6 separate regions of the Mus musculus genome follow, and all the other regions are linked to region 1. Evidence: chromatin loops called from intact Hi-C (ENCODE). Cell type or tissue: left cerebral cortex. All regions are shown on one strand. Region 1 overlaps Sec16b (SEC16 homolog B (S. cerevisiae)). Region 2 overlaps Rasal2 (RAS protein activator like 2). Region 3 overlaps Ralgps2 (Ral GEF with PH domain and SH3 binding motif 2). Region 4 overlaps Cryzl2 (crystallin zeta like 2). Region 5 holds the start of Rasal2 (RAS protein activator like 2). Region 6 has its middle 12 kb from the start of Cryzl2.

Region 1 (4,000 bases):
CAGCAAATCCAGCCTTCTCCAGCAGCACGAGTCTGGGCTCAGCTCTAGTAGCTACGAGCTCAGTCAGTACATGACAGCTGCCCCCGAGGAGTATGAACCTATGGTGTCAGCAGCTTGGAGGCCTATTCAGGCTGGTGGGTACCAAGAGGCCACAGGAACCGGTTAATTCTGATCAGGAAAGGTTGGGTCATGGGGGAAGTCACCCTTCTGTGTTACCAGGAATGGGTCTACATTTGCCTTGCTGGTTTAAGCATGTCTCCCAGGCAGAGAGGCCAACTTTGGATCTTTTTCCTGCCTTGTCTTCAGTAATGGAATGTGCATCATAGGTTGCTCTTGGAAGGGAACACTGCTCCCAGTCATTGTTAGGTTGGGCCAGGAGGCGCTCTGGAGTGCTTTCAGGCAACATGTGAGAACAAGGGGACCTGGGAGGACTGGGTGAAGTGAGGGGAGGTATGAACGCTAGTCTGGAGGCTTGGCTGCAGAGGCTGCTTGTCCTCTGACCGTGGCTGAGAATCCGAGATGAGTGCGTTATCATTTGGACCATTTGCACTATAATCTGACGTATTCTTAGAGGGTTAAGTCAGACTAGAGCATGACTTTTTCTAACCAAGTATCTCACCTAGCATCTCATCCTGGCCCAGGTAGAATGGGAACAGTAGTGTATCAACTAAAAAGCACTGAAAATAAACCTAACGATGTCCACCATGTGTCTGTTGGCCAGATGACACCTCAGCGACAGTTCCAAAGGCACCTATGAGGTTCTATGTTCCCCATGTGTCTGTGAGCTTTGGGCCAGGAGGCCAGCTAGTGTGTGTCCCCCCCAACTCTCCTGCTGATGGACAAACGGCCCTCGTTGAAGTGCACAGCATGGAGGTAATCATTATCTTGGGTTCCAGGGATGCAAGTACTCGGCTCAATTCAATGGCTCGCTCAGGCTCTCACTTTGCTTGAGGCCGGGCATCTCCAGGAGGGGGAACTGAGTCACATGTGCCTTAGATTGTGAGCAAGAATGGGTGGGCTTTTCTCTAAAAGAAGTGATGCTAGATTTACATTTTCCCTGAGATGCTAGTGACTCATCTTTCAACAAGTATAACTGTCTCCACAAGGCATTGAGCCACACCACAAGACCATAGCCCTGGATATGAGACTGGATTCAGCTGGTGGGGACTGGCTGGAAGAATCTTGGTGACCTAATTTTATTTTCTACTCCAGGTTTTACTTAATGATTTTGAGGATCAGGAGGAGATGAGAGCTTTCCCAGGGCCCCTTATTAGGTAAAGTACTGTAAGTGTTGTTAAGGGTGTGTGTGTGTGTGTGTGTGTGTGTGTGTGTGTGATATGCACACATGTGTGAAGGCGTACACATGCATACATATGTGGAAGCCAGAGGAAGACATCTGTTGTTTTCTTCTTTCTCTCCCTCATCTTCTTTTGTTCTCTTAGTTTTTGAGAGAGGATCTCTCACTGAACCTGAAGCTTGCCATTTTGGCTAAGCTGTCTGACCACTGAGCTCCCAGTATATGCCTGTCTCTGTCCCCCAAACTCTGGCATTACAGGAACACATTGTCCATGCCTGGCTTTTATGGGGGTGTTTGGAATTTGATCTCATGTTCTCTTGCTTTCAGAGCAACTTCTCTGACCCCACTAAGTTATGTCACCAACTCCTAAATAAAGGCTTTTGAAAGCTGAGGACTCTTCCTGGCCAGGTCTTGGTTGTCAGGGAAGAAAATGTCTATTTTATTTGAACCAGATTTTTCTATGCCAGTAGGTAGAAAAAGAGATGACCTGAGTGATTTTAGCAAGCTGTTTCATATTTGAAGAGGAGAAAGAGAAGTAAGCTTAACAAGTTAGACCTTTAAAAACAGTTCCATTTCATAGAGGTTAGCTGGTAGGAAGCTTCAGTGTTCCAAGGACTTGATAGAGATTAGTGGGGAAATGGAGCACGGCCTGGAGAAACGTTCTTAAAACGGCTTTTTCTTGAGCTGATTTTTCCAGCTCCCTGCCATTGTGAACGTCTGCCCTCTGCAGGAATAAAGTAGAACTGCTGTAGCATTTTCAGCCACATTTCATCGGGTTTTAGCTGTGATGAGTCCTGGGTGGGTGGGTGTCAGAGGACCAGCATGCCAGGTAGCCTACTAAGTACTGGCTTATCAGCCATCTTTAAGTTTTTCCCTTGAGAAATGATATAGCACTCACTCTGCCTACTCCAAAGGCCGTGAAACTCTATTCATATGAAGGCCAGTGAATGTCGCTACTTCTTTGTACATGTAATCTGAAGCTAGCTCACAAGCACACGCTCACACATGTATGTGGGTACAAATGTAGAGGTCAGAGGAAAATCTCAAGGGTCATTCCTTAAGTACCTAACCCTTTTCCCCCTATGTCTTACAGGTTTGCAAAAAACTAAGTTGTGTATTAAATAGTATGAATGTTCTTGAACATTTAACAAGCACTTACTTGATGGATGCCATACAGTTTGCTTACCCCCTTTTTTAATGCAGGCAGTTGTTTTTAAAGTCCCGTCCTAAGTTAAGGATGGCACTGAGGCTCAGAGCAAGTGAGATGTTTACATAATCCAGACATGGACCCAGTCTTGTCTGACTTGAAACAGAACCCTTCTGAGAAGTCATTTAAGGTCTTTGGGTTTACTCTCCTCATTTAAAAGATGGAAGGATGCACAAGAGAATCTCTGAAACTCCTCCCTGTTCTACAGGAAAAAAACCCCCAAAACCCCAAAAAACCAAAAAACAAACGATCTTGCGATTCCAGACTTCCAGTCCTGGGCTCTCACCCTTCTGCCATGTTAGCGAGTTCATTGTACAGAGTCTGTACAGGGAGAGTCAGTCTGCTCAGGCCTTGCTTCCTGAATCGTCCCACAGGGAGGACATACACAAGGTGGATATCATGACGTTTTGTCAGCAGAAAGCAACGCAGTGTCTCAAATCTGAGACACCAGGGAGCAGAGACTCAGCTCTACTTTGGCAACTGCTGGTTCTCCTTTGTCGACAGAATGGGGTAAGTCACTGCTTTGATATAGGGGGCAGATGGAAGCTGGGCTGAAGTTGTTGTCTTTGTGGGAGTTGGTATATAGCACAGTTAGAAAAAGCAGTCTTTATGTAGCACTGTTGCCCAGAGGGAGAGTGTAGCTCCGGTTCTAACACTGGTGTGCCAATGCTAACCTTTTCCTGGAGAGTGCCCCCTGCTGGCTGGGGTTTGTTGTACAATCCCTGGATTACTGCACCAGCCAGTGGAATTGTGAGTGGTTCCAATAAGCACTGTGGCTGCGGACAGGCAGAGAGTAACCACGATAGTGAAGCTGATGTTTGAAATTCAACCATTCATAAAAGATCTCCAGTGTATTTGCACGACTGCCTCAGGAACAAGTCAGAGACCCTGCTGTCTTCCTTCTTCAGCCTGGGCCCAACCTGGGGACTGGTTGGAGCATCCCCCAGGATGACTCTCTTTATCCTGCAGTCCATGGTGGGATCTGACATTGCTGAGCTGCTGATGCAGGACTGCAAGAAGCTGGAGAAGTACAAGAGGCAGCCCCCTGTAGCCAACCTCATCAACCTGACTGACGAGGACTGGCCGGTACTGAGCTCTGGGACTCGTGATCTCCTCACTGGGGAGATTCCCCCCAATGTGGATACGCCAGCGCAGATCGTGGAGAAATTCACCAAGCTGCTCTACTACGGAAGGAAGAAGGTGAGAGAGCCTTTCCCTCAGACTTCCTTCAGATGGGCGTGGACCACCATCCCTCACCCAGTCTCCCGCTCCTCCAATGATTTGGCCAGAATATACTTCTTTTAGATCATGTGAAAAGATCAGAAAGTTAAAGCAAGAATAATAAAAATACATAGGTGTATGCCATCCACCCCTGCAGTGTTTATATATTTACTTCCAGTATTTCCCCATTAAAAAATCAGTTTAAGTTTCATAAACGTGTCAGGCATGGTGGTACACTCATTTGGCTGAGGTAAGCAAGACTGAGTAGGAGGCCA
Region 2 (4,000 bases), 240 kb before region 1:
CATAGGCCCACAGGGAGCAGCCCAGTTAGGAGGTGTAGCTTTGTTGGTGTGTCACTCACTGGAAGGTAGGCTTTGAGGTTTCAGATGCTCCACCCAGGCCTAGTGGTTCACTGTATCTTCCTGCTGCCTGCAGATCCAGGTGTAGTATGCTTAGTTACCTCTCCAGCACCATGTCTGGCCTATGTGCCACCATGCTTCCCACTATGACAATAATGTAATAAACCTCTGAACTATAAGGCAGCTCAATTAAATGTTTTCATTTATAAGACTTTCTATGGGCATGGTGTCTCCTCACAGCCACAGAAGCCCTAACTAAGATAGTACTTAACTGAACAGGAACTTTTTGTGATGGGTTTTGTCTTAGGGTTTCTACTACTATGATAAAACACAGCTACCAAAAGTGACATGGGAAATAAAGGTTTATTTCAGCTTATAGCTTCAAATTATAGTGCATTACTGGGGAAAGTCAGGGTAGGAACTCAAACAGCAGGAACCTAGAGGCTGAAGCCGAGGCCAGACAGGACTGCTGCTTATAGTCTTGCTCCTCATGTCTGGTTTAGCCTGATTTCTTATAGTACTTAGAACCACCAGCCATAACACCTCCAACATCAATCAAGAAAATGCACCACAGGCTTGCTTACAGGCCAATCTGATGAGGGCATTTTCTCCACTGAGCATTTTCTGCCAAAATGACTCTCTTGTGTGAAGCTGACAAGAAACTAGTCAGCACAGGAGTGAACAGATCATTTAGCTCATCTAGACCATTTGCAGGACCAGATTCCACAACTTAATGCCTCTCATTCCAAATTTATCAATTCAGTGTGGTTTTTATGTTTTCCTACTCAAGATCCAGTCTTGCCTGTGGAGCTTGCTATTTCATTGCAGCAACATATCATTTTAACAATAGTACCCACTTACACTACAGTTTATGGTTGCTAGAGTCTGTATTTTACAATGAAACCTTATCAAAATACAACTAAAAAGTATGTAACTTTAGAAATGTGCTTAGAAATAAGCAGTAGCTTTGTAGCTCACCTCCTTCTCCTTGTTGAGCAACACCAACTGGCTGTCTGTGAGGATGCAGTACTTCCTCTCCCATGATGTCGTCTCAGTATAGGGTGACTGACCACAAGACAGACGGTGGGTTGGTGGGCCTTTTACATCTGTGTAGCAAAAAATAAAAACCAATTAATAAACCATTCTCATGCCTAGTACACCAATATTTGAAATATAAAATTCTCATATGGTGAATTAATAGAAGTGATTCTAAACATGAATCTCAATGAACTAAAATTACTTTTATAATCTATTATAATGGATTAAGGAAGACTTCTTCCTACAATCTTTAGAAAAGCTCAAACATTCCAAGATGAAAACGTACCAAAAGCTTAATATAGTAATCAACATAGTTTACATTGAGACAATGGGAGGCTGTTTCAGAACTAAACCGATATTACTAAAAATATAGGAGCAGGGATAACAGTGAAAAGAAAGGACAACAATTTCTCGTCTAGGGATGAAGAGGATTTGAGAATACAATTAATCAAGAATTGAATGAGCAATGTAAAGAGCTGAGTGACTACATCTACAAAATGGATTTATATTAATAAGAACTGGGACTAAAACTATGGTATCACATTACCACTAGAGGCCACTAAGATCTTAAAGCATGCAAAAATTATTTCCTCAAGGAATGATCTAAAGATGGCTCTTGGAAGTGAGGGTGTCTAACATCAAAGTAAAATGAGCTAATAATTCCCAAGTTCCGAATGGTACTATTATTCTCTGTGCCTTTAAAATGGTTTAATATGAACTGCTGACTCATTTGTACTGTGAAATGAGAAACATATCTTAATAATAACTATATATTAGATGATTAATATATAATCATCTAACTAGATATTAAATAAACTTTTATGTTAGTTCCTTAAATATATTAAAAGTCATTTGGCCACAAAGGACTACTTCCTTTTAAAAATATACCAAAGCAATTACTTCAAATACCTATTACTATTAAGATGTGCTACAAGAGCAATCCAAACTGGTGACAGTAGTAAACAAATACCCACAACGGTAAGGCCATTGTAAATCTTAAATAGCAGGTATATGGCTTTGACTTCAATAAATGCAAATAGTTTCTAACTGTCTCAGGTTGTAATTATCCAAATATGCAAAATTACAGGCAGTTATTTGTAGAAAGCTACAACTCAGTTATCAGAGCACATAAGTTCACATGTCTCCTCTCGAATCCTATAAGTGGTCAATATTACCTTCATTTTTTTTCTGGCTTAAATTCTTAGCCTCTATGAATCTACTTAAATATGTCTTGTTTTAGGGAACTCACCAATTCCCTCCAAAAAATAATTTAGGGTGTAAGAACCAATAATACTAAGAGTTTGCGAGACATGGTGCTGATTCATAGGAATCTATTGCCTCGGCCTCCTGTTACTTTTTCTGTTTCTGTTCTATAAAATATATAGCAGTTACATATGGCATTGCAGTATCTTCACTCCATACCTATAGCTTTCCCTTTGTAGTCTAAGCATCTTTATTTAATGTTAGAACTGCATCTTAAATTATCCTAAAGTTTTTCAAAATTATTATGAAAACCTTAAAATTCCTCTCTCTCTCTCTCTCTCTCTCTCTCTCTCTCTCTCTCTCTCTCTCTCTCTCTCTCTCTCTCTCTCTCTCTCTCTCCTTCCCTCTCTTTCCTTTTCTCCCTTTCCCCAAGTCAGGATTTCTCTGTATAGCCCTAACTATCTTGAAAAATCACTCTATAGAATAGGGTGTCCTCAAACTTAAGAGATCCACCTGCCTCTGCCTCCAAAGTGCTGGGGTGAAAGGTTTATGCCACCAGTACAAGGCTAATAAATAAATTCTTAAGCTTTGGACATGTTTATAATACTCTTATCTATAGTCAAAAGTTATGTCAAAATTGACTGCAGTCATATGATCTAGACAAATGAATTATATTTTATTGCAATGTAGGCTTAATTCCACAGTGAAGTATTAGGAAAACTTAAATCTATGTTAAATAGGGACCCAGTAACCTACACAAGTTGTATTCAAGTGACTAACTTTGTTACACTAGGTAGCCATGTATAAAACAAACTGTCCATTGTACTATATGACTGATACTAAAGCTAGATGGTGTTGATAGACCCCCACCCTTTAAAAATTAAGAGTTTGAGAGCCTATATTTATGTTTCCTGATAAAAGATAAATCTACATCAGTATTAAACTTAAGAAAACTTGAATTATCTGTGTGATTCTGAGTACTCTGAACACTCTTCGTCTGTGAACCTGAACTTTCTTCTAGTTTCCCCTGGTGCTGTGAATGAGTCAACAATAAAGCATGTAGATTCCTAGAATCATTTTAGTTAGTAACTGCAGGAGGAACAGGAAGCATTTTTAAAAATCTGTCTACAATGAGAGACTGATGAGTTATCCTAGAAGCCACTATTGTTCATTTTTATAGCTATTTTCATAAGTTTTGATAGTTTTAAGAGTTATATGAAAAAAGACAGGAATAAGTGATTATTTTTGTTCTGTTTGGTATAACTGGATTAAGATTTAAGAAATTGTTTTAACAAAACAAACAACAATCCCTGATGTTTTTTTAGACGTCTATAGATTTGACTCACTCTATCATGTAATGCATGGAGAATTGTAAGAACAGAGCATGCTCAGATCATTGCCCTACTTCACCTTAACAGTATCGAAAAACTTCATTTTTGACTCTAGTGACTTACTTCTAATTCTGAATTCCAATTATTTTTAGTACCTAAAATTCACTAGAGAAAAGCATAACAGAGTCACAAAGAAGACTCTTAATAGCAAAATTAGAAACAATTTTAGATTTGCTGTGTCCCATTCCTATGAGAATACTAAGGACATTACGTGCTGGCCTCCTTACAAAAATTAAATAATTTTAGAAACATTAAGAAGAATCCAAAGTAAACTTCTATGCAAAGCACTTTAAGACTGGCTATTTATCACC
Region 3 (4,000 bases), 620 kb before region 1:
GGTATGCTGTATACCTATGCAGTTCTAAACGGCTGCTTTAACGATGATCCATCCATACCTTCAGAGTGCTAACCTCTAATGTTGACAACTGACTTCTAAGTGCCAGCTGAACCTCCCTCAGCTCTAATGCTTGAGGACTAGAAATGGTTCAAATGTCAGAGTTCCTCAAATGTTGGAATATTTATGCAGATGACACCAGTTGAATAACTTTAAAAGTTTCCTACTTTGAAGTGTTTCAAATCTTCTAAGGATACTTAGTATCTATAAATTAACCATGTTATCAGCGTATTCTAATATGTAAAATGTATTCTCAGTTCAAGACTAAAAGGTCGCTCATCCTTGGCATGAAATGTAAAAAGTATAAGCTATACTTAAGTCTAAATCTGAGAGTAGCTAGAATTTCAAACAATGGTGATAGTTCTCATGGACATGAGCACACCCTGAAACTGTGAGAGAGCGAGGTCTGGGCAAACTCCCATTGCTTGAAGCCAAGCATAATGACAGGGTTAGCAAATTCACACACCACCCAAGAAGCAAAAGGGGGAAACGCTGGTAATGTTAAGTGAATCTACTACATGTTTAGAGTGTCATGTCAGAACAACTAAATAAACCACCTTCCAGGAAGCCTTACTCACTCACTAAATGACTGTTTGAGTTAAAACATCTATTTATACTTCATATTTGTTTCTAAATGCTTAAGGCATACATTTAAGAAGCCTGAGAAAGGAGGTTTTCAAAACTAAGTCAGCATATTAAACTAGAAGGGAGGGGATAAAGACAGCAAAAGTGCTTCTTCTACCCTGTAGCCCTCTAGGACCTGAGCTGAAGCACATGGTACTCAGGCAAAACCTTGGAACGCTGGTCCATCGCCAGCATGGGGGCACACTAGTCCAATCACCAGCATGGTGGCACAGTAATTCATTACCAGCATGGGGCACATGCCCATAAATACAACTCCCCGCCCCCATACTTGTAATTTAAAACACCAAAATATTCTTTTAAAGAGTATATAGACTGAGCAGTTTGCATTTGTGTATTTGTATAATTTATATGTAATATTATGTAAATATATATCAATTATTACTAGAAAAAGAAGCCATAAATATGAAAAGATTAAGAAGGGCTATATAGGAGGGAGGAAAAGGAAGGGGAAATAATACAATTATAATCTCAAAAAAATAAAAGAAATAAATTTTAAAAAAGAACTCTAGCCTCTACTATACCAAAACATGCACATAGGTTAACTATAAATAAATGTGCTCTAAACATTGTTTTACTATGTAGCTTTGCTGGGAGTTTATACATTCTGGTCAGACTCTGTACTCAAGACTGGCTCTTAGAAGTCCACTTAACTCACAATACTATGTACTTGAGGGTTTTTTTAAAGCATGCTTATATAATACTAGCAATCAAAGCATGAAAACAACCCAATTGAATCCTAAGTAGATTTACATGTCTAGCAAAGTGTGCTGCTGTGGGGTCATGAGGGAACACACTGGCATGGGAGGAAAGCTGATTACTATCAGCTCTCCTAGGTCTCCAGCTTGCTAACTGTGAATGTGCCTTGGGACTTCTCAGTCGCTCTGACTACAGGGCTAACTCCTTAATGTGTGCACATGTATGCATGTTGTGCATATATGTACAAAATGTATTAAAAGAGCTTTTCATTATCTATAAAAATCTATTAAGATATATACACAATTATTCTAAAGGGATATATATACACATATGTGTGTGTGTGTGTGTGTGTGTGTGTGTGTGTATCTATCTATCTTCTTGGTTGTTTCTGTGGAGAATCCTAGTATGCTATTCTTATAATTTCACTTCTAGTTTGAAACTATTTCCAAATATATAATATAAAAGGAAATTAAATTCTCCTGAACTACAAAACTCTTCACCTTGAAAAATTCAGTTATCTAAGCAAGCTACATGTCTAGTAGAAAGTACAGCTTTACCGATAGGTGGCGATATAGGTCACTTGTTCAGCAAAAGGAACATACAGCCGGAATGTACTCAAGAATGGCTTTTCTGGACTGAGTTACAGATAGACAAGTATTTTTGCCTGAAGCTAAAGGAAAGAATAACAGAGATGAATATTACTGAAAAGGTAGAGGTATTTTAAAGATCTCAACTGGGGTTATATTTCAAATCCCAGATCTTTCCATGTTTTGATGCCCCTTATACCTAGCATGCTTCTCAACCCTTCTCCTGCTCCCATGGAGAATCTTAGCTACGAAACCTTGCTGCAAACTGATGAAATGTGTTAAGATGAAAGGAAGGGAAAGAAAGAAAAGAGAAAAGCTTACCTGCGAACTCCATTTCTCAGATTTACGTGCGAGAGCACCAACCCAATGCTGAGCTCATGTGTGCTCATCTATAATGGGTTAACCAGAGATGGGTGGGTTCTAATTGTACATCTGCTTGCTTATCCTTGGCACTTTCTTCATAGCCAGACCATCTTTCTTATCCTTTCTCATATGCTCAACTGCTGTGAAAATGACAGAGTGGCAGGAGATAAATTGTCTGTTTCTCTGTCTCTGTCTCTGTCTGTCTGTCTCTGTCTGTCTGTCTCTCTCTCTTGATGGCAGTTCATTACAAGAACAAACAATACAGTTAGTAGTATAAACAAAGGCGAAGAGAGGCAAAAATCCTCTTTCTATTAGAACAATGAAAATAGTGTGAATGTAACAGAAAGCAAAATTCAAGAAAGAAATTTGAAGTATGAGGACTGAGTGTGGAGAAGCTGATATAAAGGGTGACTACCGTCTGTCACCCTGGACTTTATTGTGCCCCCAGTATGGATGAGTTCTTATAAATGCACTGCTGACAAGCTTGCAAATCTGACTTAGAAAGTTAAAATATACAGACAAAGAGACTAAGAACACTGTCAGTTGTTCCAACAAATGGATACCTTTATGATAACTTCAAGTATAATAAACCCTTGATACTATGAGGGATCTATCCCAAAACACCTTGAAAGATCCCCACCTTTGAAAATACTATAATGGCACACAAAACATTACGGTATAATTTTCTTTTTAGTCTTACAAACAGTTAATGATTCTAAGAAGTCTGAAATGACACATACTTCTAGATTAATAAATCATACTGGAATGTGCTTTGCTGGGTAATAGACTGGGTTCAAATCTCTGCTCAGCATAAATGATAAATTATTATGTGTTACACCCTCCTGGTCATTCACAGAACCAGGCTTGAAAACCACAAGCCTCAATACAAGAAAGCTAGAGATCTACTCCACTAGTATCTAACCAGCCAAATGAACATGACATTCTCTAGTGCTAAGCATCCCACAAACTAAGGGTGGGTGTTTGTGTCTTGGCAGTACTGGGAGTGAACCTGTATCATCGGGTATGCAAGGCCAGCACTCTACCACTGGGCTAAAGCTTTCCACCAATTTCAGATTATCAAATTGGGTGTGTTGGCACATGCCTATAATCCTAGTATGTAAGAAACAGGGTCGGGAGACAAGAGCTAGTCTTGGCTATATAATAAGCTCAAGTATGAAACCCTATCTCAAAAAAAAAGGAAGGAAAGGAGGAGGGGTAGAAGTGACTGGTTTGCAAAATATATGTGGCTTCTATGGATCCAGATTCAACCAGCTATAAAATATGAGGAAAAATTGCATTGGACATGCATATTTTTAATCATTTCCTAAACAATACACTGTCACTACTTTATATAGCATTTATATTGGGCTAAATATTGTAAATAACCTAGATGTTAGGAAGATCTGCACAGGCTATATGAAAATACTGTAACTTTTTTTCTTGATAGCCTTCCCATGATGCCAGGCTGACCTTGAATTTACAATCTTCTCATCTCTACTTTTTAACCTGAGATTATAGGTCTGCCTATACCATCATGCCCAGCTACTACACTATTTAAAATAGAGTACTTGAAGATCTGCATACTTTGGTAACTAATAATACTTGGGAAGGAACTGCTATGCTTATATAATTTATAGCGTGAGCATGCACGC
Region 4 (4,000 bases), 65 kb before region 1:
ACAGATGGATTTATAGGCACATACCACTGTGACTGGCTCTGCACTGCATTTCATGGGTCAGACTCTTGGGCAGTGCAGGTTGAATATCCCTTATCCAAACATCTACACTTGGCAGTACTTAAATTTGAAAGCCTTTTGAGAGCTGTAAAGATAGATATAGTTCCATAGCTGTGCTTGTCATGTTGTAGTAAAAACACAGGCATGGCTTAGCAGGCACGACTTAGTGGTAGAGTAGTTGACTGGCACGTGCAAGGCCCTGGGTTCAGTTCTCAGCACCATAAAAAAACAAACAAAAAAGGAAAGAAAATTAAGCTTCTTCATCTCCAGGGTGGGATATAATATTCTCCAGTTATTCTAAGCATCAGAAGGCTGGGGAAGGAGAACAGGAAGCTAGAGGCTAGCCCGCACTGCATAGCAATATCCTGTCCCAAAGAAACTACGCAAGCGACCCTCTGCAAGACAATGACAAAAGGCCCCCAACTACCAGCAAAACCAAAATTGCCTTCAGAGTGCAGGTTCTGAATGTCATCTCAGACTTTGTGGTGGGTGTTCTCACTGACAAGGCAACTCTAGGGGGTGCTTCAGTGCTTGCAGCTTTGAAACTTTCCAGGCCTTGAACTTGCCACCCATCTGTGTCATGTGCCTTGGGCCTGAGGCATGGTTTCCCCCAAGGAGAACAGAGGAGAAAAGTCAGGCACACACGCACTTTGGAGTAAGGTGATGCTACTGGCTTTGAGCGCTGTTTTGCCACCTACTACTTGGGGTGACCCTGGCTCAGCTGCTTAATCTAATGGAGTGGCAGTTATTATGCCTTCCTGTGATGTTCCTCTGACATTTAAGTAGAATAAGCGATTGCATATGTCTGACAACCGCTGCAACTTATCCAACACTATCCCCCAACGTCTATGGAACCTTGTAGTCAGTGTTCCACTTTACTTTAGGAGGGGGTAGCTGAGACCCAGGGCTACTGTCTGGCCATGAAGAGGTTAAGTGTGTGGAGCCTGATTAACTGAGCTATCTGGATTTGAGTCTCAACTGTGTGGTCTTCCTTGTATAATTTACTTTTGTTGCTACAGTGAGATGCAGCTGGTGAGTAGAAGGGCCAGGATTTGAACCCTGGTCTATCTGACATCAGGAATTCCCCCCTAGCCTATATCCACGCACAGGGAAGCCTTTTCTAGTCTTCAAGATCTAGACTAGATATTTCTGATTTGTGCTTGTGGAGCCTGTCTCCTTCCCTGCCACACACATCTTGCATTCTTGACTCCAAGTGTGATGTCTAGCTTGTATTCTTACAGTATGGCTCATGGTGGATGCTCATGGCATGGTGGTTGGTGGGATGTGTCCCTCCTACCTCACGACTTGGTTCATTGGAAACCTTATGTTTTTCACTCAGGTCATAGCTGCCACTGGAAGTGACGAGAAGTGCAAGCTGGCGGTGCAGAGGGGAGCACAGTTCAGTGTGAACTACAGCCAGGGCAGCCTGAGGGATGCAGTGAAGAAGCTGGCAGGCAGCGGTGGGGTCAACGTAGCCATTGACATGGTGGGAGGAGATGTCTTCCTGGAGTCTCTCCGCAGGTGCGGGTATTGCTCTGTCCAGAATGGTTAGAGCTAGGGCTCCACACAAGCTCCATGCAGTTCTAACTCCCTGCATCTCTAACTCTCTCTGTCTTTGCTGCTCACATCTCCTGTAGGCATCAGCGTCAACGAGAATAGCTGAGTGGGCGGGTGACAAGGAACAGAAGCAGAGAAAATCAGGAAATGCTTAAATATAGTAAAAACAAAATACCCAACTGGAAAATATTCAAAAAATGACTCCAGACTCTCCAGTTGGCAACGCTGGAGACTTTAGAAATTATCCATGTGTTAAATCTAGCTCTCTGGTTCCCCACTAGGCTGCTTTAAATATGTGGGGGTGTGGGGTCCTGGGGCGATCATTGTTCAGATGCTAAGATTGCTGTGGTGGTAGTTTCTCCTTCCCAGGATGACTATGCACCAAGGTACAAGCTCTTTTGATGGCGCTGGTCCCGCAGTTGCTGTGTGCTTCCTTAGTTTGTCTGATTAACTATGTGTCACTAGAGACTTGGTAGGACTATTCTATCTTACAGTCTCTATATTTCACCCAGGGCTTCTGGTGATCTCTGAGAGCATTGTTCCTGTCTGCTCTTTCTCCATCCCCCTTTCCTTTCCTCCTTGGTTTCTTAAGACGAGGTATGTGCTGTGCTGTCCTTAAGCTCCCTCTGTAGCCAAGGCTGGCCTCGAACTTCTGATCCCAGTACCTCCTGAGTACTTAGTTTATAAGTATGCATGAGTCACCACACCAGGCCTGCTTTCATTTTTCACATCTGTGCTTTGTAATTTATCTCATTTTTGAAGTAGAAAAACCAGAGCAGCAAGAGCTGCCGGCCCGCAGAAGGAATGCAGTTAGTCTTGGATAGAACCCAGCAGGCATCCCTGAGCTGGGAGGCAGGTGTCTGGACACTGGTGTCACTTGCTGGTCCTACGCGCAGAGGAGAAACAGAGGAGGAAGCAGAGACCAAGTGGACCCACTCTTGTGCCTTCCATCTTGCATCCTGGATAACTGTGTTTTGTAAACAGCCTCTCACTTCCTTTCTGTGCAAAGCCCCGTGGGAAGCCATTGGTTACGACCCACGTGTGGTGTGCTCTCTGGCACTTTTCACAATGGGCTGCACAGAAACCTCAGGAGGCTTTGTAGATTATTCAGAATTCTCTAAAGAAGTCCCATGCCTTAAGGAGTCCTAAAGTGCCCTTGTTTAAAGTGACTCTTTATCCCTCATATCCCATCAGCTGCCTTATTCCCTACCGCCCGAGGTCCAAGCTGACTTGTCTTGACATACAACCCATGGAGTGCCATTGGTTGATACCCAATATCCTTCCACACTTGAAGTCAGCCTTGATTCTAAAGCACCCGGTCCGAAAACCTTTTCTGTCTCCTCCTTGCCGTCAGCCTGGCGTGGGAGGGCAGGATCGTGGTGTTGGGATTCGCTGGAGGAAACATTGCGTCCGTGCCCAGCAACCTGTTGCTCCTGAAGAACATCTCGGCCATGGGACTGTACTGGGGTCGCTACCAACACCAGGACTTTGCAGTGTTTTCCAAGAGCATGTCCACAGCCATGCAGTACTGCCAGCAAGGGCTCATCCACCCCCACACGGGTGCCGTGTTTAAGCTGGAGAAGGTGAGACGGCGCGTAAGGAATGAGGGGGAGAGCAGGCTGGGAAATTATCCCTGTCAAATCTGGCAGCCTTATCTCTGAGTCCCATAAGCCCTCCTTTGGTGGACTGAATAGGTAAGGATGCTATCCTGAGTGTTGGGATGTAGAGTGTCACGGGCTTCAGTGTGTCCAGATCCCCGCCATTCTCCTGGCTTTCAACATGGATGCGGGATTAAGCTGAATTTGAGGGCTCTGTCAATCACTGGAGATTCAGAGGGAGGGAAGTTAACCGTGCACTAGAACATAATATACATGTGTCATTTTGAACCTTGAACTTTGCAACACAGCGTCCCAAGAAGGAAGCACTTGACCTGACCTTTGGTTTTCAAGTACAGATGTCTCAAAATATAGCCGGATGATCTGAGCGCCATACTGAGACCAGAACATGAGTTGTGCTGGGCGTCAGAAGACAAGAATCCATCCATTAGTCACTGTAGTTAATTCTGTTGCTTATTCACTCCCTGTTTTCATTCCCCCGCAGTCTCATAATTGTGGCTTAGACTTCCACCCCAGCAGAACCGCATGCATTCATAGGCAGCTTGGCTGTGAATGCGAGTCCCAGGCCTTTCCTGGGACACCTGCCTTTCTCTTTCTCTAAGAACTTTTTTCCTTAATGTGTTTTAATGTTAACAAAACCAAACCAAACCAAACCAACAACCCCAAAACCAGCCTGTTTGGTAGTTATAGTCAGTGATGAAGGCCATGTCCTGTTCAAATGTGGATTCGCAGAGGTTAGGCTCTTTCACTGTCCCGCTTCACAGATTACC
Region 5 (4,000 bases), 130 kb before region 1:
GCAAGACCCCCTTAGTTTTGGTTTGTATGGACAACAAAGCAGTCTCCAGGGAAAAATCCTTAAAAGAAAAGCAGCAGCATTAAACAGCAAGTAAAACTGAGTTTTAATTAACTGACAAAAATCAAACATTAAAAAAAAAAAGATGATGCAGTGGAAATTCTACCACTAAACATAGAAATACTTCCTCTGAATAACTTCTTGTGCATGAATTTATGTGCATGTAAGCCAACTACTTCAGATTCCACATTGTATGCAGAAACCTGGAGCCAGGGAGATAAAAATGACTCAGACAAAATTAAATGACAACGAAGCTGTGGCAAAACCAAAAAGAAAACTATCTGGTTCTTGGCCCTAGTTGTGTGCTACTAATTTCTAGGTTTCTTCAAACATATTTAGACGTGTGTGCATATGACAAGTCCAGTTCTAGAACAGACTACCAAAACATTAGTAAAAATTTACATGGGTTACATGTGAAGGATATGTACAATAATAAGGTCTAGAATATCCAGCTCTGAACACTTGTCAGCCAATTATCATATATACTAACATGGTCCTCTCTCTAACATTGTATAAAAACAGTAAGAGAAAGTGTATACAGACAGAAGATAAAATGTAACCACAATGTATTCCAATTTATAGTCATTTTTAGACTCTCATCAACTTTTGTTATAAGTGATCAGCTAACCTGAACTAGCAGACAGGTGGACTACCAGGCAGCAAAGCTTTTAATCCAACCTGCTGAGAATGAATTGAGTAACTCTGCGTCAGTTCCCACCTCTTTGCTTTAATTCCCCCATTTAGCAAAAAGGAAGAGAAAAAAGAAAGAAAGAAAAAAAAACATTTAGAAACACCAGCAAAATTCTAAGTAGTATATACATAAATTTCTAAGAACTAGCTATAAGGAGAGTTGCTTTTTTTATATAACTAAAAAGACCCTACAGATTATTTAATCCACTCATTTTGTAGATAAGGAATTTGAGGCAAAAAGATGGCCTTATCTGCCCTAAATTGTTTAATAATTTTTAGTGACAGAACTGAGGCAAGAATTCAAATGTCTGGGATCTTTCCTGAAGTCAACTGAACTGTCCAAAAGACAACTTATAAACCATGAAAAGATGGTCTTGAATTATAAAGCACAGAACCTATTTGGAAGTATGAAAGCCAAGCCATAAATACAATATGCTGATCACTAACAGCATATTAGACAAACAAAACTGCAGGACAGCATCTCAACACTGTGTGATTCCAGATACTTCAAATTGGTCATCTTATATTCAACCACATTACTATGTCTTTTATGGTCATGTGTAGCAGAAACATTCTGCTAGCTTGATATTTTGGAAAGCCACAGCTAACCCATGCATACAGCATGTTTAACGTTGCCACAGCCTTTCCTGAATAGAAAATCATCATTCAGGTTTAATTTAAAAGATGGTTACTCGGAATGCAGAAAGGGAAAGTTTCTTTAGTGTGTTCATCACTTTAAACCTGCTGAGTGACAACCGGGTAGCTTAACCACGAAAACCAGAAACAGCAGTGCAATCTGAAACAACCTACACACTCAGGACAAGCAGAGAGTACGGTTCAAGGAAAAGCTGTCGGTAAATCTACTGCTACCAAACACTTGAACTGGGGCTGGTGCAAGGGCTACGGCTAGGGCTGGGTGTCTCTCCCATCTCTGCCCCCCACCCACAACCCCTCGATTTTGTTTTGTTTTGTTTTTCATTCATTAGCTCATCTTCTACTAAGCTTTTTCATATCTTTCTCTCAACACTTGCTTCACACAACAGGAAGGAAATGAAATCCCATTCACTTGGTTTTGTGCCTTGTTCCATTCTACCTTCCTGAGGACTCAGCAGCAAGTGCCTTTAATTAATCACCTAAGAATTACGTCCAGATAGCTCAACTCTATAAACTTACTGTGGATATCTAAAGAGGTCCAAAGGAGCCTACTGAGTCACATAACCAGGCGCTATATATTGGATAAACTTGTCAAAAAGCATTTTCTGCAACAACAACAACAACAACCAAAAAAAGATGTGGACAGCTGACCTAGGATAGATGGGGGACTAAGAATGCATCGGAGCCCAAGGAAAGATGAGAAACGCCAGCCTCTGAGGCAGACGACTTGTGATCCTTACCGAACACCCGGACCCAGCTCTGCTGCTGGCACACTGACTCCAGAAGGATCCGATCCAGCATGCCACCGGCCACTGCTCCGCTGACTGGGACGACCGCGTCCAGATCCTCCGGGGGCAGCGGCGAGTCGGACTCCAGCCCCGTGAACATCTCCGGCCACGACAGCGCCTCCGCGGCTCCTCCGGACGACGGAGACAGCTCCATGGTGTCCCAGAGGGAGCAGGCGGCGGCGGCGGGGCGGGCTTCCCGGCTGCGGGAAAGGGACGACGGCGCGGCCACCAGCACCCGAACGGCTGCGGGCGCGGACACCGCTCACCTCCTTCCCCGCCGCCCACCGCCCGAAGGCCGGGCGCCGCAGCCCACCTGCAAGCGGAGGGTGGGACCCGGGCCGGGAGGCGGGTCCAGCGTGGTCCGGAGCGGAGGCGGGTCCCGGCTCAGGTGCGGGTCCGGAGCGGACGCGGAGCACCCGGGAGCGCGGGCTCACCTCCCGCCCCCACGCAGCCCTGCTCAACCCCCGCGGGCGCGTTCGCGGGCCGCCCGGGCTTGGGCTGAGGATGGAGCTCGGCCAGGCAGGGCTGGGCTCGGGGGCGTCGCCGCCAGGGGCCGCCCCCTCTGACCGGCTCCCGCCGCCGTCGCCTCGGGGGCTCAAAGCGCCGGCTCCCTCAGCCTGAGGGGCGCGCCCCGGCCCAGCTTCTGTCCGCCTGGCGTCGGCTTGCTCCCGCGGAACGCGCAGGCCGGCCCGCTAACTCTCAGGCCGCCGCTCCGGCCGCTGCTTGGGCTCCTCCGGCTCGCGCTCCTCTGAGAAACCCACAAGCCCGGCAGCCGCGGCGCTGGCGGCGGCGGCAGGCGGCATCCCAGGGTGATAGGCCGAAGCAATCGAGTGCCGAGCTCACGGCCGCGTGTGCAATCCAGTAACCGAGCGGAGGAGGAACTGCCGCCGAAGACAGCAAAAATCGGGCACCGAAATACTCAGCGGGCCAGGCCCGCCTACTTTCCTAAGACTATCCTGCTCCGACCGCCTCTCGGTGCGGGGATCCTCGAGCTGCTGGTGGAAGCAGAGACGGTGTTGGGGAGGCGGAGAGAAAACGGGGTGCGGGAAATTTAAAAAGATGGGAAAGGCGCTTCCCTTTTATCTTAGCCCCTATCCTGTTGATTTCTGGACCAATGCTTCTTTCTCGGACGAAGAACATGAAGACGCTGCTTTATCTAACAGTCACCTCGGAAGAAACGCCATGGTTCCTCCACAAGGGAGATCTGGCCCCGCGTCTTGGATCCTGAGATCTGTGCGAGATCCCGGCTTTGCGCCCTGTCCGCCCTGGAGCTGGATTTATCATCAGTTTAGAATAGCATGGCTACGATGTGTGGTGCGGATGGATGGACGAGCCCCGCAAGTACATGAAATGCCCCAAAGCCCCAGCATTAACCAAACAAGCTTCTCTTTTTTGCCTTTGATCTTTGCAATCTGTTGGCTTCTCTTCTAACAGTGTCACTTGGGTTTTATTTTTGGTCTATGTGTAAACTGTCTTCCTCCTTAACATTGGCTTCGTTTTGTGCCCACCCAAAGCGGGATTCACCAATCCAGATTTCAGAGATTTTAGGCATAAGTAAATAAATAAATAAATAAATAAATAAATAATAGTAATAATAATAATTTCGGGTAGAAATTTACCAATTTAAATTATGTTGACAAATCAGGTTTTTCAACAATTTATGAACATGGCTACTTCAAACCAATCAGGAATTTTTCATAATTAGATGATGCTAAAAAATATTTGGGGGAGGGTTTTTGTTGTGTCCCAGCCCACCCCAGCCCTCATTTCTCTCTACTTTGACCTTCTATAAGAGGTCAATCTAATTTTCT
Region 6 (4,000 bases), 90 kb before region 1:
TTGGTATCCCCCTGCCTCCCTCTGTCCCTGTCCTTCCTTAGAGATCACCTGCTGCAAGGAACGCTGGGACTTGAGGGCAGGCAAGTAAGTCCAGCAAGCATGACAGTCACATGCTAGGTTCTTCTTGCTTCCTTCCCAGTGAAGATGACCTTAAAATAGAGCTCTGTTTTGAAAGAGTTTCAGGGAAAACTGATGAATATGGACGGAGGAAGGAAACCGGAAAGGTCCAGTTAAAGGGCAAGGCGGAGTCCTGCAGACTTGTTTGCTAGTGTTCCGAGGTAGCGTTGACCCTGCATCAGCAGGCGCTCCCAAATGTGGGGACCTGACTCCCACCACTACTCCTGACCCTTTAGCGATTCCCAAGTGCCCTAAGGGTTATTACCGAATATCCCCACTAGAACAGGCTTCTTCTTTTTTTTTTTTTTTTTAAAAGATTTATTTATTTATTTATTTATTTATTTATTATATGTAAGTACATTGTAGCTGTCTTCAGACACTCAGAAGAGGGGGTCAGATCTTGTTACAGATGGTTGTGAGCCACCATGTGGTTGCTGGGATTTGAACTCTGGACCTTCGGAAGAGCAGTCGGGTGCTCTAACCCACTGAGCCATCTCACCAGCCCTAGAACAGGCTTCTTAAATGCTGGGCTCTGCCTCTTGGGCTCCCTCTTACCCACTTACAGGCTCTTCTTTCAGTTCCTTAAATAGGCCTTGCTTCCTCTCTTCCCTGACCTTTCTTTGCTTCTAACTCCTGTATTCGATGATCCCACTGGAGGGCTCTACCTCCAGGAAGCCTTCCTTCTTTCTTCACCTGGACCCTGAGTTAGGCTTCTCTCCTACGGACACTCACAGACCCTACCTTACCTGCCACCCAGTACGTTGATTCAGAACTGCTCATTCATTTCCCACACTGGACTGTAAATGGCTGAGGGCGGTATGAAGGTCTCTGTCTTGTCTACCTACCATTGTATTCCCAGAGCTTGGCACCCAGTAGTGCTCTGCAAGCTTGTATTGAATCCACAACACTGTGCCAATATGAAAATTGATGGCTGATGATATTTAAAGTACCCGCTGAGGCACCAGGAGAAGGCCTTGAGTTAGACTCTGGGTCTCACTTTATTCCAAGGTCCCCTTTCATCCTACCCTCCCCACAATAATTTACAAACATCTTAGTCTGCAATGATGCCATTCAGCCCCCTTGGGCCTGGGGCTCCTTGATGAATATAGGCAAGCATCTATGTCTAACTTACCACTCTATTCTATTAACTTGAAAACTGCTAACTCATTATAATCTTTTAAAAAAGATATCTTTATAGTTTTGCCTTATCTTTGAACTTTTTGGGAGTAGGAAGAATGCCTTCGATTCTTCCAATATCTAATGTTTGAGAATGCACAATCTGTACATCTTTAAGGACTCATTTTTCTCTGGGAATCGGATTTCTGATAGTGCCACTGTGAAATGCATGCAGGATATATTCAGTGCTGTGGCAACGAGACAAGTTTCTGGAAGGAAACCGGTTCCTGGGTGGGCTGGCAAGCTACTGGCCAGAACAACATGGGCACCACAGCTTTGGCAGTTGGCAAGGGAGAAGCGCTCGAAAAGGCTGCTTCAGGCTGCCCTCTAGTGACCGGAGGCTCTGCCAGGCCAGAAGTCCTTGAACTTGAGCAGGAAGCAGAACCATCTGGGGGGTTTGCCTAAACTATACATGCCAACCCATAGGGTGCCATACCAGTTGGAAGACCAACTCTTTTCTTCATCAGCACCTTCAGGGATCTGCTGCTGCTGTCCTTGATTGCACCGCAAAGGGCCTACGCACTCGATGTGAGAACATCCAAGCTCATTTTGATGTCGCTGGGCATGGACCATTCACTGCTCACTGACTCTGTGTGTGTGTGTGTGTGTGTGTGTGTGTGTGTGTGTAGACGGAGAGAGGAGGGAGAGATGGAGAGACAGAGACAGAGAGACAGAGCAAGCATCCCTGGCATGGACACTAGACTATTTATTCTTCACCAGACTTGTAAAGGGGTGGGGGTCAGGGGCTGGGTCATTCAGCAAACATTTTGGGAAGGATTGTATCACCCCCTCTTGGTGTTTCTACACAGTCCAGTGAATCAGTAATGACGGGTAGCTCCAGCCCCCCTTCTTGTTTTATGCCTCATGATACATATCCTTATGGCCAACACTGTGTTAAGCTGTGCAAATATATCATATCCCGAAGTCTCTAGAGGCACTGGGAGTAGGGCATTATTTGTACCATCCAAGCAGAAGCGTGGGTATCCTGGACAATCGGCTCAAGCATAGGCAACAGCTAGGATTCACTTTCGTGCATCTGTGCTTGGATTCTGTTAAGTAAACTCACTGGCAAGGCAAACAAAGCAAAAGCCACATCCAGCTCTCCGTTATGAAAAGGACCCATTCATACTCAGAAACCCAACAGAGGATGCTCATAGCAACAAAGCAATTGTCTCCCTGGATCTCAATACATCTCTCCCTCTGGACAGTTTTAACTGAAGGCTGTTGCCCTACTTAGGGGCTGTCAGCACATTAAAATGTTTGTGGAGTCCTGCCACTTGATCAAGTTCTCTGGTGTGCAGCCTGGTACTCACTTAAATCATTGATGCACTTTTTCCTGTCCTGGTGGCCCCTCATTGGGTCAGTGCAATGGTGAACCTTATTTAGTGGATTTGGATTTAATACTGGATCTGAGTGCTGCACTGGGGCCTGGAAATAAGAAGGAGGACTAGGTAAGACTGAGTGCCCAACTTTCAGGGGTCAAAGCCCAGAGGGCACTTTATCTTTGATGCAATATAATATGCGCTCTACAGGAAATCCGAGCTCAGGGCTAGGATAGCACAAGACAATTATCCTCTCTGTTCTCAGGAACAAGTTGAACAGAGCAAAGCTATCACCGATGCCTCCGATAATCTAATAATTGATGACCACTAGTATTTTCGTAGGGATTGCCTAACGTTACATCATTTGCTTTCATATTTGCTAGGTCAGGTCTCTCTTCTTACATAGTCTCTCTTTCAGTACCTGGAAAAGAAGCCACGGCTGGGAAGGTGCCATCTGATTTCAGCTGGCTAATCGGCTTTTCCGGAAAACTTTAAGCATAAACTCACAGAGCCCTTAATGAGAAAGCTCATTAAAAGAGCCGTCTAAAATGGTGAGACAAATTACATGCACAACCCAGCCCACTCTTTTCCTCTTGGTTTCCTTCGCTCCCTCCCAGGCTGTGGCATTAAAAGGACAAGGTGAAGTAAGCCATCAGGTGGAAAAAAAGACCCTGCCACTCTAGGCAAACCATCTCTACCTCGATGCTTTGATGACATTTTTTCCCCTGCACCACTGCAGTGTTAAAAAACGTTCCCCAGACAGCAGGAAGCCCATGCACATATAATGATGGCCTTGGTAAAAGCCTTTGATTGTGTGTATTTGGGTGGAACTTGAGCTTGTAATTGGCGAGTTCACAAATTGTCTGTGACAGAGCCTCTCTCTCTAGAAAGCTTGTTTATCCCAGGGAAATCGAAGTTTCCTTTCTTGGGGGGTGGGGAGAGATGTTGGGGGGGGGGCATTTCCAGGAATGTTGCTTCACGATGGTAGTAGACAGTCTATCTCCATGGCTAGTCCTGTGAATTGTCCTATTAGATCATTCCCTAGCACAGTCATCTGTAAGGAAACCTAAGGCTAACGGGGAGGTTCAGGAGCTAAGCTAGGCTTCCTGCCTCCTGGCTCAAAAGGAAGTGAGAGCAGTGCTGTCCACTGGGAGGAAGAGACAGACGGGAGGTGGGTCTTTCTTTTCTTAATTTCCTTTTTTTTTTCCCCTTTCCTCTCTTATCCTGGGGAGCCTGAAAGGAAGATTACACAAACACTAACCCTTCCACACCTGGTAAATGAGCAGTGTTTGTGGAAAAGGAAATCCTCCCCGACATCTTGCCCCTTGATTGACTAAGTGTTAAGAATAAAGTTCTTGTAACCTTGCTGTGTTCCCGGGCTGAGG

What was found. Peaks named below come from ENCODE experiments on the same cell type or tissue, not always from the same donor. Only the 100,000 strongest peaks of a DNase experiment are listed, where the experiment ranks them.
Region 2: it touches region 1 in a loop (5-fold over the local background); 15 of 42 quality-filtered maps call a loop at or near these places.
Region 3: it touches region 1 in a loop (4-fold over the local background); 6 of 42 quality-filtered maps call a loop at or near these places.
Region 4: a loop joins it to region 1, with 2.2 times the contacts of the local background. A loop is called at or near these places in 5 of 42 quality-filtered maps.
Region 5: a loop joins it to region 1, with 4 times the contacts of the local background. A loop is called at or near these places in 5 of 42 quality-filtered maps.
Region 6: it touches region 1 in a loop (2.8-fold over the local background); 6 of 42 quality-filtered maps call a loop at or near these places.

Annotation. Positions count from the first base shown.
Region 1 is chr1:157,534,640-157,538,639 of GRCm38, forward strand. Sec16b (SEC16 homolog B (S. cerevisiae)) reads left to right here. Exons shown (of 26, transcript NM_001159986.1): 6 at 1-134; 7 at 722-873; 8 at 1,213-1,274; 9 at 2,879-3,014; 10 at 3,474-3,704. Among named protein-coding and RNA genes, the nearest start is that of Sec16b, 10 kb to the left of the region's middle. In left cerebral cortex, CTCF peaks have their summits at 2,035 (motif pointing left) and 3,214 (motif pointing left); DNase peaks (open chromatin) are centred at 2,015 and 3,088; H3K27ac peaks cover 250 bases.
Region 2 is chr1:157,298,102-157,302,101 of GRCm38, forward strand. It overlaps Rasal2 (RAS protein activator like 2), which reads right to left. Exons shown (of 18, transcript NM_177644.5): 2 at 1,036-1,163. Among named protein-coding and RNA genes, the nearest start is that of Gm51654, 47 kb to the left of the region's middle. In left cerebral cortex, a CTCF peak has its summit at 1,653 (motif pointing right); a DNase peak (open chromatin) is centred at 1,661.
Region 3 is chr1:156,915,688-156,919,687 of GRCm38, forward strand. The region is part of intron 1 of Ralgps2 (Ral GEF with PH domain and SH3 binding motif 2); the gene reads right to left. Among named protein-coding and RNA genes, the nearest start is that of 4930439D14Rik, 21 kb to the right of the region's middle. In left cerebral cortex, a CTCF peak has its summit at 1,958; DNase peaks (open chromatin) are centred at 1,980 and 3,359.
Region 4 is chr1:157,469,220-157,473,219 of GRCm38, forward strand. Cryzl2 (crystallin zeta like 2) reads left to right here. Exons shown (of 10, transcript NM_001033284.2): 8 at 1,397-1,578; 9 at 2,969-3,197. Among named protein-coding and RNA genes, the nearest start is that of Cryzl2, 13 kb to the left of the region's middle. In left cerebral cortex, no CTCF peak of the experiment used is centred here; DNase peaks (open chromatin) are centred at 1,731, 3,189 and 3,709; H3K27ac peaks cover 2,876 bases.
Region 5 is chr1:157,409,596-157,413,595 of GRCm38, forward strand. It overlaps Rasal2 (RAS protein activator like 2), which reads right to left and starts at 3,000. Exons shown (of 18, transcript NM_177644.5): 1 at 2,142-3,000. The coding sequence starts at 2,343. 2810025M15Rik (RIKEN cDNA 2810025M15 gene) reads left to right here and starts at 2,757. Exons shown (of 3, transcript NR_027984.1): 1 at 2,757-3,530. In left cerebral cortex, CTCF peaks have their summits at 2,250 and 2,971; DNase peaks (open chromatin) are centred at 358, 1,360, 1,595, 2,386 and 1 more place; H3K4me3 peaks cover 3,926 bases; H3K27ac peaks cover 2,115 bases.
Region 6 is chr1:157,444,917-157,448,916 of GRCm38, forward strand. No RefSeq gene overlaps it. Among named protein-coding and RNA genes, the nearest start is that of Cryzl2, 12 kb to the right of the region's middle. In left cerebral cortex, a CTCF peak has its summit at 1,626 (motif pointing left); DNase peaks (open chromatin) are centred at 669, 1,605 and 2,375; H3K27ac peaks cover 1,889 bases.